2 separate regions of the Mus musculus genome follow, and region 1 is linked to region 2. Evidence: chromatin loops called from intact Hi-C (ENCODE). Cell type or tissue: left cerebral cortex. All regions are shown on one strand. Links, peaks and the distances in the headings refer to the core of each region. The heading gives the core; the rest is flanking DNA.

Evidence for each region. Peaks named below come from ENCODE experiments on the same cell type or tissue, not always from the same donor. Only the 100,000 strongest peaks of a DNase experiment are listed, where the experiment ranks them.
Region 1: it touches region 2 in a loop (5-fold over the local background); 8 of 42 quality-filtered maps call a loop at or near these places.

The regions. Positions count from the first base shown.
Region 1 is chr4:115,936,788-115,939,683 of GRCm38, forward strand. All of the region lies in intron 1 of Dmbx1 (diencephalon/mesencephalon homeobox 1), which reads right to left. Among named protein-coding and RNA genes, the nearest start is that of Dmbx1, 1.7 kb to the right of the region's middle. In left cerebral cortex, for the core only: no CTCF peak of the experiment used is centred there; DNase peaks (open chromatin) are centred at 1,520, 2,193 and 2,314.
Region 2 is chr4:114,907,657-114,910,552 of GRCm38, forward strand. Foxd2 (forkhead box D2) reads right to left here and starts at 1,242. Exons shown (of 1, transcript NM_008593.3): 1 at 1-1,242. The coding sequence starts at 1,165. Foxd2os (forkhead box D2, opposite strand) reads left to right here and starts at 1,601. Exons shown (of 4, transcript NR_030721.2): 1 at 1,601-2,002. In left cerebral cortex, for the core only: a CTCF peak has its summit at 1,375 (motif pointing left); DNase peaks (open chromatin) are centred at 578 and 1,367; H3K4me3 peaks cover 1,944 bases.

The DNA of each region.
Region 1 (2,896 bases), core at 273-2,772, 1.0 Mb after region 2:
CGGCCTTGATTAGATATTTATTGCTGTCATTTACATGGGCACCGCGGGGCGGCCGAGCGGGACGTGGGGAAGGGACTGAGCCAGGGAGGAGGGGGTGTGGAATGGGAACTCGGGCAAGGCGGAGAGTGCCTCCTCCAGGACTATGGCTGGGTAGAAGGGTAGGGTGCCTCTGCCAGGCTCCGGAGAAAGACAGAAATGGAGGGCGGACAAAAAGTTAGGCTCCGATGCCCTTGGGCTGTCAAGGTGAGGTCCCAAGTCCGGGCTGTCTCTCTGTGCCCAGTCGCCCCACGGGTTATCTGCGAGTGTCGGTGAAGGCTTAACCTGGGAGTGTGTGACTGTGTCTACCAGGGGATACTGAGAATTTGTGTCTAGATCTTTCTGCCTGTGTGACTTCAGTGTGCCAGGTCACTATAAGCCAGGAGTTCCACTCGGTGTGGCAGTCAATGTAGACTAACCCCTTTCTAATACAGGGAAGTGGGGGGGGGAGCACTACGTTATTTGGGGAGTGGGATTGCTGCAGCAACTGGATCTAGTTTTCCTCTTGCTTTCAAAGTCTGCTAGGAGCCCCAGCAATCCTTCCGGATCTGTGGATCTGTCGCTCCCCAACATCCCAGGCACCAAAATATCCTCAGCCAAAGCCAGGGCCCAGTACTCATTTCAGATCTAGCATGCCAGCCAGAGGTTCGGTGGAAACCCCCCTCCCAGCTCAGTCTCTGTGTGTTCAGACCACAAGCCTAACTCCAGTTACCTATTTTAAGCAGTGAATTTTGCTACCATGTGGAATCATAGTAACTTGAAAATAACAGAGAGGATTATCAAGGGGTCCCACAAGCACTCACCCGTAGCCCAGGAAACTGACCCCTGAGCCAACAGAGCCATCCTAAAGCTCACTTTCATTTGGCCTTCGCCTGGGACGGGTTTCCAATTCTTCGAACCTTTGCCCTTCAGTTCCACTTTCGACTGTGCAACCAAGTTCCTGCGTCCTTGCAGGAGTCTGTGCCCCTGAGGCCTGACGGGATGAGGTAAGGTGACCATCCCGTCCTGAGTTGCGGTGCTTTGCTTCTTATCCAAAGACTCCAACGTAGAGGAGAGAAATTGGAGCAAATTATCTGGATAATTTGCTCTCACTAGGCAGCAAATTTTACTTTTTCCCCCCTGACCACCCACCCACATACATAAGCACAGCTGGTTAGGGAAGAAGGGTAATAGAAACTTATCTTTAGGGGAGAGTGCCTTCCCCCTTCTAAAACCTAGATATGCAAGAAAATGAAGCGCGGATTCAAAAAATAAATAAAAAGAAAAAGAAAAGGAAAGAAAACTGAAAACAGAGCTCACTGCAACCCACTTAAAACGGATAGGCCACAGAATTTCCTTGGCCAGCGCCCTATAGAGAGAGCCAACCCGCCTGCGACGCACAGGATCCCTGGCACGGCACAAAAGAAGAAAATGACACGTCTCCCACTCCCACCTTCGCGAGGACAGACCGGGAGATTCTACAATTTCCACAACTACGCCTGCAACCTCAGTGGTGCGAAAACAGCCTGTTTGCCCCAAGGCCTATCCAGTAAGTAAAGCCCTCAGCTCTCTGCGACGTCCCCAAACCCAAGTTGCCTACAGAAAACCAGTACTAGTCCAGAAGACCCCTGGCCTCCCGTCCGTCCGCTTTTTTCTAAAACGAAAAAGTCCTTCTACCGCCCCAGGCAGAACCCTCGCTGAGGCTACACTAGAGGCCCCGCGGATTCCCAGCTTTGGAATGTTCCCAAAAAGGGAAAGGCGAAAGGCCCGGCCTCTAGATACAATTCTCCCAGAGCCTAGCCTTGGTTTCTCCGACAAGTCACTACACAACTGCACCACCGAGAGCCCTCAGCCCCCTACCAGGATTTGGTCCCCAGATTGATAGGAATTTGAGGAAGAAGATGTTTTCCCCCTAAGTGCTCTAAAGGCACCGCCCGGGCCTTGGAGGCCCCTGATCAGGGTCTGGGAACTTAAGAAACTTCAGCCAAGATCCAGAAAGGTCCATTAGAGGCCCTAGCTTGTCGCCGTCCAAGATGGGTTATGGCCACCGGAATGAGAGGCCCAGAGAGGAGAGACCCTGGCAGAGCCCTTCATTTTTTGATCCCTGCCTCCCAAACGCCGCCCCAGCCTGAATTCCCTGCTGGAGTTCGCCCGCTCCACGCCAGCTCCACGCCAAAACAGGCCGTGGGAGGCCAAACGAATTCCAGAGAACTAAGGCCGTTGCGGACCAAAAACCCACCTGAAAGATCCTAACCTGAGGTCGTGTCTACGAGGGCAGAGGCAGGCTAAGCGCCAAACCACCCCGGCCAAATAATTCGTGTAAAGTCGCAATCCCAGGAGACAAGGAGCCCTAGGTAGCCAGAAAGGATGAATTCTGAGCTAAATCCCAGTATTGCGGGGTACTCGGGAATAGGGACGCTGGGAGGTGTAGGTGGCCCTGCGGGATCCCGGGCAAGGAACCTGGGCGGAGGACCGCGCCCCCTCTCCAGCCTGGGCCGCGGGCTGCGTGACGCCTCGGGGCGCATCTGCTCTGCATTACCCTGACTACCCACCCCCCACCCGCCGCCCCCTTCCAAACTGAAAAAGGATTTGTCTCCGCTTAATATCCAAACCTTTTTTGTATTTATTTTTTTTCAGGGGCGAAGTAATATCTTCCAAATGAGGCAAAACCGTGACGGATCCGAAGCGTTCTCTGCGGGTGCCTGCGTCTCGCCGGCCGAGGCTTCCGTCTCCGCCTCAGCGCTTTTCTACCCACGACTTGCCCTCCTTTCTGCCTCGGAATTTCTAGTTCTTTCCTTCTGTCGCCCTGGCTTCGTGTCCGACCCTGGGGATCGCTCCGCTCCCTCTTTCTCCCCATGGAGCTCCCTCCTCCTGCCTCGGA
Region 2 (2,896 bases), core at 90-2,589:
TGAGGCCCTGACGCAGGAGTGCAGTGGACAGGCTAGCCGCTGTGCCAGCTGCGGGGGGACTCAAGGACGCGGGGTAGAAAGCCTTGGCGCAACCCAGCTCTGCGCCTAGGAAGGCAGGCAGCCCTGCGGGGCTCGGGCCAGATCCCGGGGCAGGCGCAGGGGCCGGCGCCGAGGCCGCGCTTGCGAAGACCGAGGCCGTCGGAGGTCCGGGAGGAGGCGCCGCGGCGCGGCCCGGGGGAACTGACAGCTGGCAAGGCGCGGTGGCGGCGAAGGCGAAGGCGTGCGGGTGCGGATGCGGGTGTGGGGCCGGGCCCGGTGGAGGTGCACCGTAGGCCGGGAGCGCCAGCCCGTAGCCGTAGCCGTAAGCGCCGTAAGCGGCGAAGCTCGAGAGGAAGGCGCCAGGGTCCCCGGCCGCGGCAGCCCCGCCACGCAACAGCAGCTCCGGGTGAGGATGCGGGTGTGGATGCGGTGGCGGCAGAGGCTGCCGCTTGAAGCGCTTGCGGCGCCGCAGGAAACTGCCGTTGTCGAACATGTCGGCCGACTCCGGGTCGAGCGTCCAGTAGTTGCCCTTGCCCGGGTTGCCCGGCTCGCGGGGGATCTTAACGAAGCAGTCGTTGAGGGAGAGGTTGTGGCGGATGCTATTCTGCCAGGCAGGGAACTTCTCCCGGTAGTAGGGGAAGCGGCCGCTGATGAACTCGCAGATCTCGCTCAGCGTCAGGCGCTTCTTGGGGCTCTGCAGGATGGCCATGGTGATGAGGGCGATGTACGAATAAGGTGGTTTCACCAGAGGGCTCCGTGTCGCCGCGCCCCCCGACGGCGGCCCGGGTCCCGGCCCCGGCCCCGTTGCGCCTCGGGCTGCCTGCACGCCGGGCCCCGGGCTTCCCGCTGCGGCCGCCGCCCCCCGGGGCGCTAGAGCGCGGGGCTCGCAGTCAGAGCAACCTCCCGACTCTTCCTCGTCCTCAGCCACGTCCGCCTCGGCTTCCTCCGGGGGAGGCTCGTGGCCGTGAGGGAGCACGTCCCGAGGGGCGCGGGGCCCGGAGCGGGCTGTGAGCTCCCCCCCACCGCTGCCGCCGCCCACCACGTCTATGTCTGCGTCGGGCTCAGACAGCGCGGCCGGGGAGCTCTCGGAGGACATGATCTCGCAGCAGCAGCTGCCCAGGGTCATGGTGCCGCCGCCGCCGCCGCCGCCTCCTCCGCCGCCTCCTCCGCCGCCGCTCTCCGGCTCCGCTCGGCCCGCGGCTCCGGCTCCGCCGTGCTGCCTCTCCGACCAGTGTGTTTTGCGCGCGGGCGGGGAGGGGGCGGAGGACAGGGAGGGGATGTCCCCTAGCTCCTCAGCGCCCCCTGGTGTTGAAACTCTAGGACTTTCACCCTGCAGGGCGCACCCAACCGGTGCTGCCCCGGGACTAGAAAACCAGGCACTGGAGAAGAGCAGTAAAGCAGCCCGTTACTCGGTCGAATCTGGGCTTCTGGGCCCCTAGACACATAAGTGGGGCTTCAGGAGATTAGTCCCTCCCGCCTGGTGGCAGCCTAAGGCGGAAGAACTGTGGGCCCGGGGCGGAGCTCTCTGGGCAGGGTGGGGCGGGGAAGGAAGGGGGCGGGCAGAGGTCCTCTGCTCCCGGGCCCGGCGGGAACAAACTGCCGCGGTGGCGGGAGCTAGGCTCGCTTGGCTGGAGGCGGGTCATCCTTCTCCTCGCAGCTCCCGCAACCCCGTGGCTCCCTGGAGCCACCACCACCTTCAGTGCGCTCAGTTACTGGAAGTCAAAGCTTATGCCGGCGCAGCTGCATCTGGTGGTGGCAGTGGCTACAAACCTCCTCTCCTCATCTCCCCAAGGCGGCGCCCGGGCCACCCGGGCCGAAGCGCGGATGGATCGCCAGTGAGCCGAGATGGCCAGACCGACGCCGCGGACAAGGACCTACTGGAGGCTAAGGGAGTTCTGGAGGACAAGTGAAGAGAGTGATCCAGAGGAACAAACTCGGGCGCCGGAAGATCCTACTCAGATAGGTGAGAAATGTCTGCGGTGGTCCTCTCTTTCCCCTCCAAGGCCCTGGCCCTGCCACTGTCCCCAGGAAGACCGTCTGCTCTCACTCCTCTTAGTGATTCGTCTCCGCATTCGCCGCATTCTCCGCACACCCACAGGTCCTTAGCTTGGGTTTGCAGGATTGATTTTTTTTTTTTTTTTTTTTTTTTTGTCTCAGCATCTCAATCTTTATAATTGTCTCTCTTGACCCCCGTGCATATCCTGCGGAAACTGAGTTTTCCTGGATGTTTGTTCCTAAGTCTAACAATCCCGCTCTTAATTTCCGGATTTAGAGACTCTTACAACAGAACTCTCACGGAGATGTCCCCCCGAAGAAACTTAACCTCATCCCTGGGCCAGTGTTGCCCTTTTATCTGGGGACTTTCTCCACAGAAGGTTGGTCCAGTATGCTTTTTCTGCTAGCCAGATTCTTTTGCCCATCTTTATCCCTCTTCCCTACTCTTCCTCTAGGACCCAGAAACAAGTTGCTCAGGTTTATACTGAGCCCATTTCAACCTCTTGGGGCTGGAAGGGATTGGGAGAAGGTAAGAACTGGACAGAGGCTGGCTGTTGCCTCAACAGCGCCTCACAGTGGCCAAGGCTCCAGCATAGGGGGCCTCAATACCTGCTGTGCACTCCCAGCGCTCTGTGACCCTCCTTAGGTAACTTCCTTTCAGGGCCCTACTTTCCTGGTGTGCACCGCAGGATTAAGAGCAGGACCGGGGGACTTAAACTGCTGGGATCCCAATTTTGGTTTCACCAGTTTCCAGCTGTCTCACCTGGCTAATTTTAATCTTTTTGCCTGACTCTTCCTCTAAAATAAAATTTAAAACACCTACCTCAAGCCTGACACGATGGTTAGCCCTTGCTTAAGTAAC